3 separate regions of the Homo sapiens genome follow, and all the other regions are linked to region 2. The links are chromatin contacts, found by Hi-C or POLR2A ChIA-PET in ENCODE. All regions are on one chromosome and are shown on one strand. The core of a region is the stretch at or near the end of the contact, and the rest is flanking DNA. Distances in the headings are between cores, read along the strand shown. Region 1 holds the start of MCOLN2 (mucolipin TRP cation channel 2). Region 2 holds the start of SAMD13 (sterile alpha motif domain containing 13). Region 3 overlaps LINC01725 (long intergenic non-protein coding RNA 1725).

Evidence for each region. Hi-C counts contacts between places; a loop is a spot of excess contacts on that map. ChIA-PET counts read pairs that join two places held with the same protein, here RNA polymerase II (POLR2A). Pooled maps may share reads with other maps.
Region 1: a map of OCI-LY7 shows a loop between it and region 2 (2.4-fold over the local background). The contact joins the promoter of MCOLN2 here to the promoter of SAMD13 in region 2. A Hi-C loop is called at or near these places in 1 of 168 maps with a recorded cell type or tissue (OCI-LY7), 1 of 37 single-sample maps with no recorded cell type and 5 of 50 pooled maps.
Region 3: a loop to region 2 is called in a map of OCI-LY7, with 6 times the contacts of the local background. The contact joins the enhancer-like site here to the promoter of SAMD13 in region 2. A Hi-C loop is called at or near these places in 1 of 168 maps with a recorded cell type or tissue (OCI-LY7). POLR2A ChIA-PET finds 5 or more read pairs at or near these places in 1 of 52 experiments (activated CD4-positive, alpha-beta T cell).

The regions. Positions count from the first base shown.
Region 1 is chr1:84,994,626-84,998,730 of GRCh38, forward strand. It overlaps MCOLN2 (mucolipin TRP cation channel 2), which reads right to left and starts at 2,488. Exons shown (of 14, transcript NM_153259.4): 1 at 2,171-2,488. The coding sequence starts at 2,247. RefSeq lists enhancers at 971-1,030, 3,351-4,105 and silencers at 1,831-1,880, 2,491-2,780.
Region 2 is chr1:84,298,940-84,303,092 of GRCh38, forward strand. It overlaps SAMD13 (sterile alpha motif domain containing 13), which reads left to right and starts at 2,769. Exons shown (of 4, transcript NM_001134663.2): 1 at 2,769-2,862.
Region 3 is chr1:83,758,940-83,763,248 of GRCh38, forward strand. The region is part of intron 1 of LINC01725 (long intergenic non-protein coding RNA 1725); the gene reads right to left. Among named protein-coding and RNA genes, the nearest start is that of LINC01725, 100 kb to the right of the region's middle. RefSeq lists an enhancer at 1,962-2,111. Within about 2 kb of position 2,297, at least 2 of the 41 ENCODE cell types and tissues checked have a DNase peak (open chromatin) inside an H3K27ac peak, as active enhancers do; they include OCI-LY7, where a contact is called at or near this core.

The DNA.
Region 1 (4,105 bases), core at 1,238-3,737, 700 kb after region 2:
AATTGAAGAGAGTTTGGGCCTGCTCTAGATTATGCTTTAGCTTTAGTGAATGTTGGTGCTGGTTTGATCTTCTATCCAGACCACAAAAACTTTCTCCATAACAGCAATAAGGCTGTTTTGCTTCCTTATCATTTGTATTTTCACTGGAGTAGCACTTATAATTTCCTTCAAGAACATCTCATATGCATTCAAAACTTGGCTAAATGGCACAAAATGCCTAGCTTTTGGTCTGTCTCAGCTTTCAACATACCTTCCTCACTAAGCTTAATCACTCCTACCTTTAAAGTAAGAGACCTGTGATTGTCCCTTGCACTCAAACACTTAGAGACCACTGTAGGGTTATTAGTTGGGCTAATTTCAATATTGTGGTGTCTCAGGGAATAGAGAGGGTTGGGGAGAGGAAAAGAGATAGAAGAATGGCTGGTCGGTGGAGTAGTCAGAACACATACAACATTTATTAATTGAGTTCCCTGTCTTATATGGGCACAGTTCATGGCACCCCAAAACAATTACAGTAGTCACATCAAAGATCAGTGGTCACAGATCACCATAACAGATATAATAATAATGATGAAAAAGTTTGAAATATTGAGAGAATTGCCACAATGTGACATAGAGACACAAAGTGAGCACATGCTGTTGGAAAAATGGCACCAATAGACTTGCTGGACACAGGGTTGCCACAAACCTTCAATTTGTAAAATAAAATAAAATTGAATTAAATGCAGTATCTACAAAGTGCAATAAAGCAAAGAACAATAAAACAAGGTATGCCTGCACTTTTTTCTATGAACCCCTTAACATGTGACACAAGAGCTCACTAAAGAGTGATTTAATTCTTCAGAACTGACACACGGAACTTAGACCCTAGGCCTTAAAGAAAACAGCCCAGCTTCAGGAAAGTCCACTTTTACTTTTACAGCCAGAAGAGTTTTCTTTGGCCACTACTTTTACTTTGAAAGCTATAGTCACAAGAAGCCATCTCTTTTTCCGCCGGTTTTAAAATTGTCTTGTTCTAGGTTTCACTTCACTGACAGAGACATAGCCAAAGAGATCAGCTTGTGAATATGATCATTCTTGACTTTCAGTTCTGTATTTCGTGCCCCTTTGCTCAAACTATGTCTCTCAGTTCTTCTCACTTGCTTCATTAAAATATTTTATATCTATTACTCTATTTTTTTAAAAAAAAACACTTTTGATATGTTCCTCCTTCACAGAAAAGAATGTGGCTACCTCAAACACTTTATTAGGATTCACTCATTTTTTATTACAGGAGGTTAAATAAAATTGGTATTATGATGGCCTCTGTATGGAAAATGTGTCGTTTTTAGAGTTCCGGCCACAGAAACTGACCTATGAACGGTTTTCTAAAGGAGAAGGGTGTGCCTGTGGAAAGTTCACGGCAACGGGAGTTTGACTCCTCTTAAGGTATGAAGAGGAAGACAGGCTAAAGTCTCAAGAAACTTCTGACTCAATAGGGGAAAGCTATCAAATTTCCCAAAAGTTGTGCGATTTTGGTTAGCACATCACAAAGGTGATGAGCAGCTCCTGAGAGTGAAACCCACATCCCATTTCTGGGGAGAACTACGTAGTTGGTTCCCTCTACATAAAATATCAGAGTCTACATCCTGACACCCATAAGAAACCTCTCCCACCTTTCTCTTACTAACCTTTTCTTCCATTCTCAGTTTACAATGACACACAATTTTGTTTCCCACAAGTACCGTTCAACCAGAGACACACACACTTACACATACGTATATATTTCATATATATATATATATATATATATATATATATATATATGTTTGGAGAGCAGGAAACGGGGGAGCCAAGGTCTGTTTGTACTCACAACTTTGGCTCAACTGTGCTGGGGTGGCTGGAGGTTTGACCACGGAGGAGGGGCCCGCTGGCAGCGCCAACCGGCTGAACTGTGCGCCTTTTCATAAAGGCCGAGGAACTGGGGTTAGCCACACTACAACCCTCCCACCTGAGGGAAAGGCCTGTTTGTTCTGGAAGGCACAGCCTAGCCTTATTTAACTAACTGCAAGCAGTTAATATAAGCATTCCCAAGGCAGCAAGCAAGCTCTAGTCTACGAAAGTAAAGCCATCGACTTTAGGAAGATTTCTCCAGTCCAGCATCCTGAAAGATGAAGCCCAGACTCCTCACCTGACGGTTAACCTGAAAACACCTGATCCTCTCTCCGGAATCCTTGCCTGGGGAAAACGATAAGGCTGCCGGGCCATGCCTCCTCCTTCAAAACTTTCCAGGGCTCTCGGGATTCGGAACAGGAAACACCGTTCACGGCCGACTCATTTCGCCCTCGCCGTAACGCGTCCGCCGAAGTTGGAGCCCTGCAAAGCGGGGTTCCCTTCTCTTACCCTTTCTGCCGGCCGCGTGGTGCGCGCAGACCCCGGCCCGAGAGCAGGCGCCGCAGTCGTGGAGTGCGGCGGGCAGTTCTCGGGCGGCTGAAAGGCGGCTCTGTGTGCACCCTGCAGGATGCGGCGCGTGGCCAGGCGCTCCCGCCCCGCCCCCAAGGGGCTGCCCCGCCCCGCCCCGCCCCGCCGCCTCCTACCGGGGACCGGAGCTTCCCCAGTTGGGGTCCTAGGGGACTTATTCCACGCTTCAGCGGACCAGCCTCCCCGCGCTCCCGGAGAAGGGGGTCGGCGACGCGGAGGCGGGGTGGGGGCCGTAGGGGATGGAACCGAGGCGCGCGCGAGAAGAGCCGAGGAAGTAAGCAGTCCCAAAAGGGGGCGGCGGTGGGGCCCCCAGGGAGGCGTGGGGCACGCCAAGGGCGCCGTGGGGCACTGACCTGTGGTGCGGCCCCCAGGACAGGCCCGAGGCGCGGTTGCACACCGGCAGGTCCAGCACCTCCATGCCTCGAGGCATGGCGCGGCCAGGGAGCGGCAGGAGGACACCTAGCGTGGGACGGCTACACCTGTCTGGGCGCAGGCCCGCCGCCCTTGCACTCTCCACCCAAGTGCCCAACGCTGCGGTACGGCCCGCTTTGGCTCGGGGTGTCTGCCGGAGAAGCGCCTTACAGAGGGACCCGGGCGGTGGGCCCTGCGGCAAAGTGGCCCACGCACCCTCCACACCGCTCCCGGGCGGCCGCACCTGGCACTCCCGGCCCTCTGGGGTTCCTGCCTTTTTCGGGGGGGTGGTGGTGAGACCGGGTCTCACTCTGTCGCCTGACCTGCGATCACTGCTGACTGCAGTCTTGAACTCCTGGACCCAAGCGATTCTCCTGCCTCCGCCTCCCAAAGTGCTAGGATTACAGGTGTAAGCCGCTGCGCCTGGCCCCTTCTTTTCTTCACTCTCTCATGCATTCATTTCTTGTTTCCACATGCATTAATTTGTCCGTTGCTTTGGTCATTCCTGTTTTGATGCTTAGGGAAACACTCACTGAGAGCCAAGCCGACCGTTGGGTACTGTGGTCTCTGGGATGACAAAGACATGGTCCTTTCCCTTGAGGACTTCACATTAAACTGACAAGTTCATTCATTCTGGCTTTTCTCTAAAGTGCACGATCATGAAAGTCTGTGACAAGGGCCATATTTCTGAGATGTTAGAAAGTGCGACCGGCGCGCAAGGAATAGGAAAAGCGAGTTGCCCTGCGCCCGCGTCGGGATGAAAGGCAGGGAGCCGGGAGGGAGCGTCAGCGTGGCCCGGCGGGCGCGGAGGGAGGGCGCACGGCCCCAGGGCTGGACTCGTAACCCCAGCGCCCTGCTGCAGCCGCCGTTGCTTTTCCCTCTTGGTGCACGAAAGGAAGACGCCTGTGGGAAATCGAACAGACAATCGGTCGCCGTTCGTGAATCTTAGAGATGAGAGTCGTCAGTACATGACCAAAAGCCGTGTTCGGCTCCTAGTGATGTTAGCTTGGTAGTTTGGACGTGGCCGACAGCCTCCTAGAGCTCGTACCCCTCCTTTTCACGAGGTAGCAGCAGCAAAGTCCGCAGTGCCAGGCTCTGTGAGTCTGCAAGCGTTTAAAAGATCTCCGGGTTTAGCTCAGGCAAAGAATATTCTGCCAGGTAATTATTTTAATATGCGTGTCCAGGCAGAAGCAGTTGGACAGACGATGTATATAAAAGCACACATAATTGACCC
Region 2 (4,153 bases), core at 1,519-4,018:
TGCCTCTCCGTGAAAGTCTTAGCCAGAAACTTTCCCCGCTTTGTCGCCAGTGCCACAGAGAGTCGTGTGGCTCTGGGCCGGCGCTGCTGGTCCAAGAGGCAGCCTGGCGTCTTCTGCCCCTACCGTCCCCTTCTCAGGCCAGTTCTCACTTGCCCCTGAGACGCCATTCCCGGCTCGGTGAGGTCGGCCCTGCCCTCGGGCGACTTCAGGCTGGCTGCACCGGGGGTCGGATCCCGGGAGGCAGGGCCGGCGGCTCCTTTGGGACCGCGCTGGCTCCCTAGGCGAGTCCTTTCTGCCTGGGGGACGAATGCTGATCTAGAAAAGAAGCCAATCAAAGTCAACAGCTTCCCGCCCTTCCTAACCGCCTCCCCTCTCCCTATCTGAGCGCATTCCCAAGTGGGTCGACAGTTCTGCTCCAGAATACTGACACCAAAGTTATTTCAGCATATAATTTGGAGATTTCAGGATCTCTAAAGTTATTTCAGCATATCCCATAATGTGCTGGATCGGAAGGTCTTGTTTGGTTGCCTCTCCCCCTCACCCCCACACACCACATACACACACACCCCCACATACGTACCACACCCACACACAAAGTACACCACATAGTGCACACATCACACTCACATACTTTATGCTACATACTACACACACAACTTTTTATCAGCAGAGGATTGATGGCAAACAGTTTGTTGGAGGGAGTGTGTGAGTACTAGTGTATATATATATATATATATTTATTTATTTATTTATTTATATTCACAAGTGTCAGTTTACTACCAAAGTTAGAAACTAGCTGGTAAGTGAAACCTGTTGTCATAATTTAGAGTGTCTTTGTGGCTCACTTTTTATAAAACGGGATTAACTTCCTACAACACTTTCTGAAACTTTACTCTTGTGTAACAGGCAAACTTTTGATCACAGCAGGCCAGATGGGAGGGGATGTCCCTTTGTATATGCAGGAAGAGATGCTTGGAAAAACTTCACAGAATCCTTTCTCCTGTGGCTGTGTCTAAGGAAGAGCTGGGTGTAACTACAGTTTCTTTGCCTTTTCCCCGTCAAGAGTGGAGAGCTGAACATGCTTTTGTTCTGAGCAGCACTGTCAGGACAACCCCAGCTCCCCAAGACACAGAACTCCCAGTCCAACTCGCTTCCAATTTGGATTTACTGGGAGAATAGTTCAGGAATTTCAGATCAAGTCCAAAAGCGTTAAGGAATCTGTTAGTGAAAGAGCTCTTTATCTACATAAAAGTCCATCATTTTGAGATCAGCACTGGTGAAAGATCCACATGCCTGACCCATGCTCAAAAAATACTGCTCAAAAATATTTAATTGGTTCCTAGATTACTATTGTTTGCCTTTTCAAGGGAGCAATGGCAAATATTTGAAATCTTTCTTGGCACTGATCTTCAAGGAAGTCAAAAATTTCTAATATAATTCCTGGAATAAGTAAAGAACAAATTTTTTGACCTTGAAATTCAGGTTCCAAATTTAGATCAAAGGTAATCTCCTAATGTCCTAAAAGATTATTTTTAAAAAGGGAAGCAGGCAGCTTTTTCCTCAGATTCTACCTGAATTCTACAGGATATTACAGCAAGTGATAACTTTTTCCAGGATCTTTCTGGGGAACCTGTGTTCTGTGCCCTGTCTTGAGTGGTTTTGTTGACCATCTTGACCTAAAAGTGTCCAAATGTTGATTGATGTTTATTTCAATGAAGAGGCAACCATGTATGTTTTCTGTGTATGTGCAGAACATTAATGGGATGAGATTATTCTCCTGGAAAAGTGGTTTAAGCCAAGCAAGGGAACTGTGAGAATGACCAGGGTAACTTAAACAAAAGATCTTGCCCAGCCTCTCTGCTCCACCTCCCAGTTTTCTGATTTGGTATTTAGGATGATGGCGGGAGAGACTATGAATTTTGGGGTGGGCATAATGTCTTTCTATTCATATGTAACTAATATAGTACCGGGTACTCATAGATTGTAAGTGTTGGTTAAATTTCTTGAATTATGCTTTTTGTCCAACTGGGATAAACAGTTAAAATTAAACCTCCCAGAACTAATTGTTTTCGTTTTGTAGAATAAGGTTTTGTTTGTTTCAGTTTGAATTTTTGCTGGCTTCATTTGGCAGGATAAATGCCAAAATAAAAGAATGTGGGCGTTTTCAGGAGATCTGGTCATCTATTTTGCATCCTTTCCGAAATATGTTACTTCCTGCATAATGAAGTAAAAGGATTTGCTGCTGGGCAGTGCTTTCCTTATTCTCACAAAGAGATTACTTAAAAGCCAGCCCTGGGAACTTTGTCCATGAATCTCTATTAGGAAAAAAAGAGTAACATGGGACTGCAGCTTCCGAGTGTTCTCTGGTTATAGCCCATAAGCACTGGCTTCTCACTCTTATTTTTCCCTCTGGGGAGAAAAGGAAATAGTTTGAAACATGACATTCATGCTCAGAACAACAGCTAAGACCTATCATGCAGCAACAATGAAGGGGAGGGAGAAAATAAGAAGCTATTGAGACAGCTTGTTTTTCTTTGTACAAGACAGGTGCAGGGAGAATTCTGCAGGTTTTGGACTCCTTACTCATTTCTTGCACTAATTGTGCTGAAGGTAGTTAGCAAAAGTGAACAGGCACACTGTAGCTTTAAAAAGTCAGCCATGAACCAGAAGGCAGTTGGTGCAGCTTGTGTGTGATTCCTAACGTCATGTTGGCTGAGAGCCAGCCTGGTTTTATTTCACTGTGTCAAATTGTACCTCCTTATTGAATTCCTTTGCCAGCCTACTTTGTGAAAGAAAACATTGGGGTTTCTTTGGCTGTTCTTGATAAGCCTATAAAAAATGATATTTTTTAGTTGCTTATAGGTAGGTTTTCTTTTTACTCTTCCACAGAAAAGAAAATAATAGTAATAATAATAAGACAATGTAGTGTGGTGTTGCAGAGTATCATTGTGAGTGTTTTGTTTTGTTTTCTGAGATGCTTAGAAAATGGTGAATGTGTAACAGTTTCCAACTGAAGTGAAATCATATTCTGTTAGCATGGAGCAGCAGCACTATCTTCCTGTCTACTCTCTAACGGTGTGTGAATGTATGCTAATATCTATATATATATATTAAATGTTGGATTTCTCTATCAATGATCTAAGTGGTTTGCAGCTGGAAGTTTGTGTGTATGTGTGTGTTTCAGGAGTGAAAATTATCCCACACTTACAGTGTTATTTGTTAATCATCTACTTCTCTAACAGTGATAAAATCTTGCGAATATACTAAATGATGCACTTGCCATGTCAGAGTAATCCCTAGAGAAGGAGTGCCGAAGTATAAAGTGATTTGAGTGGAAATGTATTTAATTTATGGCTTCAGCTGAATAAGAGCAAACACGTTTCGGGACTGTTTCTTCCTTTTTTTTTTTTTTTTTTCTTAAAGCAGTTTTGTTCGTAGCTTTTTCATTTTGCTAATTGCATATTAATTGTGGAAGGCTTTTAATTTTCCACAGCCCTCATCCTACTAAACAAAAAGACAGAGTGATGGATGCTACAATATCTCCTTAAATGTTTTGATGATTTTTCATAAATCTAATGAGTTACCTACTCTTTCTTACACATACACACACACACACACACACACACACACACACACACCAGCACCACCTTTCTGTGCTAAGGGCTATCTGGCATTTTTTGTGAGCTTCCTGCTTTACCACAGCATGGCCATCTCACAGACGGGTTTTTGAGGCTTTCGTTGAGAATGTGAGGTAGGGGAATACTTGCTGACAAAAGCTTTAAGTGTCCTTCTGCATTGCAATGAAAAAATCTAGGAGCAAGGGGGAGTGGACAAAAAAAAAACCAAACACAATAAGAAAAAACAAATCAAAGCCCATAATGGGAGGGGGGCAGGAAAAGGGGGATTGTTTTTCTCTACTTTGACTCATTTATGAGTTGCAGTGTCTTAAGTGAGAGCTAGGCACCCAGAAGAAGCTGTGCCAGTTCACACAGCACTTGTTTTCAACGAGGATTCAATTTCATTTGCAAATGCTTATTGTCAAGGCAGGGAGTGCCAGTACAGATGAAAGCACCCCAATCCGTCTCCTCCAGTTCTTTAGGTTTAATCACATCTCTCCAATCGCCGAGGGAACTGGAGATTTAAACAAACATAC
Region 3 (4,309 bases), core at 1,047-3,546, 540 kb before region 2:
TTTACATAAAGTGGTATAAATAGTAACATTTATGCATGTAAGTATGAATGTATGTTAAAAGAGAGAAAATAAATCTGTATGGAAATATATAATAGGGAAGAACACAGATTAATGTATCCAGGCATTATATTGATGCAATTTTTATCAACGGGTTCGCATCAACTGCTTGCCAATAGGACACAAACCATGGCATCCCAGGTCTGCAAAGCCACACTGGTCGCCAGCAGTTTGAAAAGTTGGCTGTAAATGAAGGTTTTCTAAGTGGCTGCTTATGATGCCATGTTGGTGGCATTAGTGCCTGGGAAATACGAAGAGCTAAATGCTTCCTCTATTTCATTTTCTAAATTTCATAGCCTGATGGCAGTAGGCCTGCAGGCACTGTATTCTGAAAGGATTATTGCACTTCCTGAGAAGTTAAAGTCACTCAGCTTTTGCCCCCATGGCTTGGGACACCAACCGAGACATACTGCAATCACACAGCTGCAATAGACTGTCTCTCGTGGCTTACTGCTTAATGATATTCCAAACATTAGATCTCCCTTCTATTATGTAGCCTCTTTGCCACCAACTCCCTTTTGCTTCTTTTAAGCCTTTTTTCATTTTTGTATTTACCTTATTTATCTTACCTTCACACTTCCGTGACCTGATTACCCTTAGACATAATCATCTCCGGTTTTCCTTTATGTATCAGTGGCTGCCGCTTGATATTATGGTGTTATTTTAATATCATAATGGAAAATGATAAAGGCCAATCAATTACTTTGTATTATCCATTTTGTTCCATTGGGATTGATTTTCCTCTATGTAATCATGTTTGCAGCCATAAAAACAAAGATTAAAAAGGGTTTTCTCTCTATTTTTCATATTCAAAAGAGTCATATTAGTAACTCTGCTTCATAATGTTGCCGCTAAGAGAGCTAAAGCTCATCTAGAGAAACGGAGTCCCTGGGAGGTGGCTTGAGTGATGGACAGGACCCAGGGCTAGTTCTAGGACACTGGCCCACGCCTCAAGTATTTATTTTCCCTGCTGTTCTCTGGAAAAAATCTGGCATTACATTTATGATTTAATAAATGGCAATCCTGTGTCGGCTGCACATTTTTGCACATCAGAAGAGGTTCCCACATTGTCACTTTGCCTTCTCCTCACCAGATAAACTGCTGAAACTCTCCCACGTCAAATAACCTAGAAATGTACCGATAATGAATCTTTCCCAGTGCGGCTGTGCCATTCACTCACTTAAACTTCAGCTGCCTGCTGAGGCTCTCGGTCCTTGAGAATAAATATACATTAGATGCAAGCAGGGTACATACAAACGCCAAGAAATAATACAAAGCAGGGTGAACAGCTTGCAGGAGGAACCTGCGGAAGACTCCAGTCTCTCTACAGCAGGGAGAGTCTCTGAGTGGGGAATCAGCTTCAAAGAGATGAGCTACGGAGACTAAGTCCTCTAATCACTAGCTTTACATGCACTGAGATTGACAAGCTGGTGGGCAGCCCCAAATGGCAGCCCTAGGCATGATAGAGAACTTAGCTTCTCCACAGCCCAGCTCGGCTGCCAGAACTGTGCTCCCTGCAACTCCCATGGCCAAATGGGTAGACGAACTGTTTGTCTTTTGTTTGGTGTAAAAACCCATAGAGAAATCCAGCTTGTATGCAAGCTCTGCAATGCTAGGGTTTTATCTGACCTCACTTTTATTGCTCAAATGCTCCAGACTCTCTTTCCCTTCCTCTTGCTCAGCGATTGACCCTTTTCCTTGAAATAAGCAAATAGCATGTATTAAAAATCATTTCAGGCTATGGGGTCCTGGAGCCAGGGATGAGGATCAGAGTGTGTGACATCACACTCTGATGTCAGAGTGTGTTGACACCAACATTCTCCTGCAGTATGCAGACACATAAGGATGCTGGTGGAATTTCAGAGATTGTCTCCTGGAGCTGCTGTGTCCCCTGTGCAGCAATCTGGAGGCTCCCTGGTGCCTGGGTTCACCTGGGGAGCTCTGCTACCACTGGCCCCTGGTTCTCCCCTCTAGAGGCTCATGAGATTCAGTTCTCAGGGTCCTTGGCTCTGGAAATTGCTGCTTCTGTCAGTTACTACAGCTTAGACTCAGTGTACGTTAGGGTGTGTTAGGACATGGCATGAATATTATTTGCTCCTGTTCTTATGAAAATGTGTATAACTGAAAGGAGTTACCTTTACCTGTGTGTTTGGAAGGTGCTTCACAAAACTGTTCTGCCCAGCTCCCTCCCTATAGATTCTGAGTTACACTTACCACTTCCCAATTCTAGAGACTTTCTCTTTTGCAGCTGCCTCATCTAGGGGAGTCCCCCAGGGGCCACACTGTTGCCTGACAAGCAAATGAAGCCAGGAGGAAGCAAGAAAGGCCGCCACAAAGCCATCCCCTCTCGCAACAAAGCCCTAAGCTCCTGCTTGCTCATTTGATTAAAACAAAGTCTCCAACTGCCTCCCACAGCACCCTCCCTTGGAGAGTTCATGCTCAGAGCCACCGAGTAATTTTTATTGTATAACAAACAGTTGCTTAAATAGGTTGTCTGCAAATGGTCATTATATCCGCCTCCCCCTCCACCTGCCACAAATCTCCCATGGTGGGGGGCAGGCCCTGGCAGCTGTCCCCCTGCCCACCCACCCCTCAGCAGCCCTCATAAATAAGCTCCAGTATCAGCAGGACCAAGAGAGACCTGCAGTGGTAGGAGGGGCTGGACAACCTGGAACTTTGAAGGAAGAATTCCAAATGCTCTGTGGCACACTTAGCACTTTGAGAGAAGGGAGGCTGTGGGAACAGAGTCAGATTTCTTCTGCAGGGAAATTACTCAAATAGGTTTTAAAATTTATAGTCCGTGTTGTGATAATAAATAAAAATAAAATATACTCCCCCCAACTCAGAGTTTCTTTGGCTGCAGAAGTCCTCTGGGGTTGGCTCCCTCTACTGCTATGCTGTTTAGACAGAAAACTGGAGAGTAGTTTTCCCTGAAGCTGCTCCAAGGCTCCGGCTTCTATTCCCAGTTGAATTTGCATTCCACCGGCTTGATTCCTCCTAAAAGGCACCTTCCTTCTCTGCAGACTAGCGCTGACCACCCTGACCCCCTCCACACCTCCTGTTCACTCCCACTATGATTCCTTCTTTCCTTTGGTTTCTGTCCTGCTTGGCCAGAGAAGCCCCTCCCAAATCACGAGCAGCTTCACTAAGCCATTGACAGCACACACTGATGTCTAATAACAAAGCATTGCTCAACGATCCTCACCCTATCTACCCTGTTGGTCCCAACTCCAGTGCCACTGCCCCCCATTCCGGCTCACATCTGTCTGCTGCATAACCCAGAGAGGTGACATGCAGAATTAAATTTAAACATTCAAAATCTAGGGTTCCAATTGTGGGTGCAGTTACATAATTACAACACTTACCATATAATAGAATAACATTGTTTAGGGTAAGATTTTGGAGTTGCACTAATGGATGCTTTTTTCTGTTTTCTGTAAACAGTCTTGATATATTGAAGAGGAGACATTGTCAGTAATCACAGTACTTCTCAATGCATCTCGTGAATTGTGTCCAAATGTAAGAAAAGCAGACTAGTTTTGAAATATCAACATCTGCCCTAATTTACTTGCTTCTGCATTATGGTTCTAATTGCACTCAATATAACCTATTGTTGTTGGATCCCCTCGGGGTCTTGGAAAAACTAGCAAAAACAACGTGGAATAGATTCCATGTGTGAAATCTACAGGCAATTTTTTTCCTTCGCCTTTTATTAAGTTAGAATTTATAACACTCCATGGCCCATATGAAAAGCATTTCAACTGATATCGGTGAAATTATCTCCTAAAACTAATCTCTCACATAAAAATTGAACTGGATGAACTTTTCTTGTAAGCAGCTGACAGGTGAGGAATCTTCAGTGAGATAACTTCAGTTTTGGAATATTCTTACATTAAACATATCCTTTGGGCAAATAATTCAAGTCATTTATAAAAAGCATTTTAAAGGTGCATGTATCTGAAATCTTTTTTGCACCTACATTAAATTTCATGTAATCTAAATCAATGACCATTTGCAGGGCCCCTTTTCTAGGGCACAGCATTATACATATTCTGGGGTTATTTGCCACATCCTTATTATTTTATTCTTATGACAACACCCCAAGAGTATTCTTTTTAGAATATTTTAGAATATTCTTGGGGTGTTGTCATAAGAATAAAATAATAAGGATATCTCTGTAGGAACAAAAGCAGGTCTATTTCTCAAAACATATTTATCACTGGGGGGAAAATGACATACAATTATCTTCCTT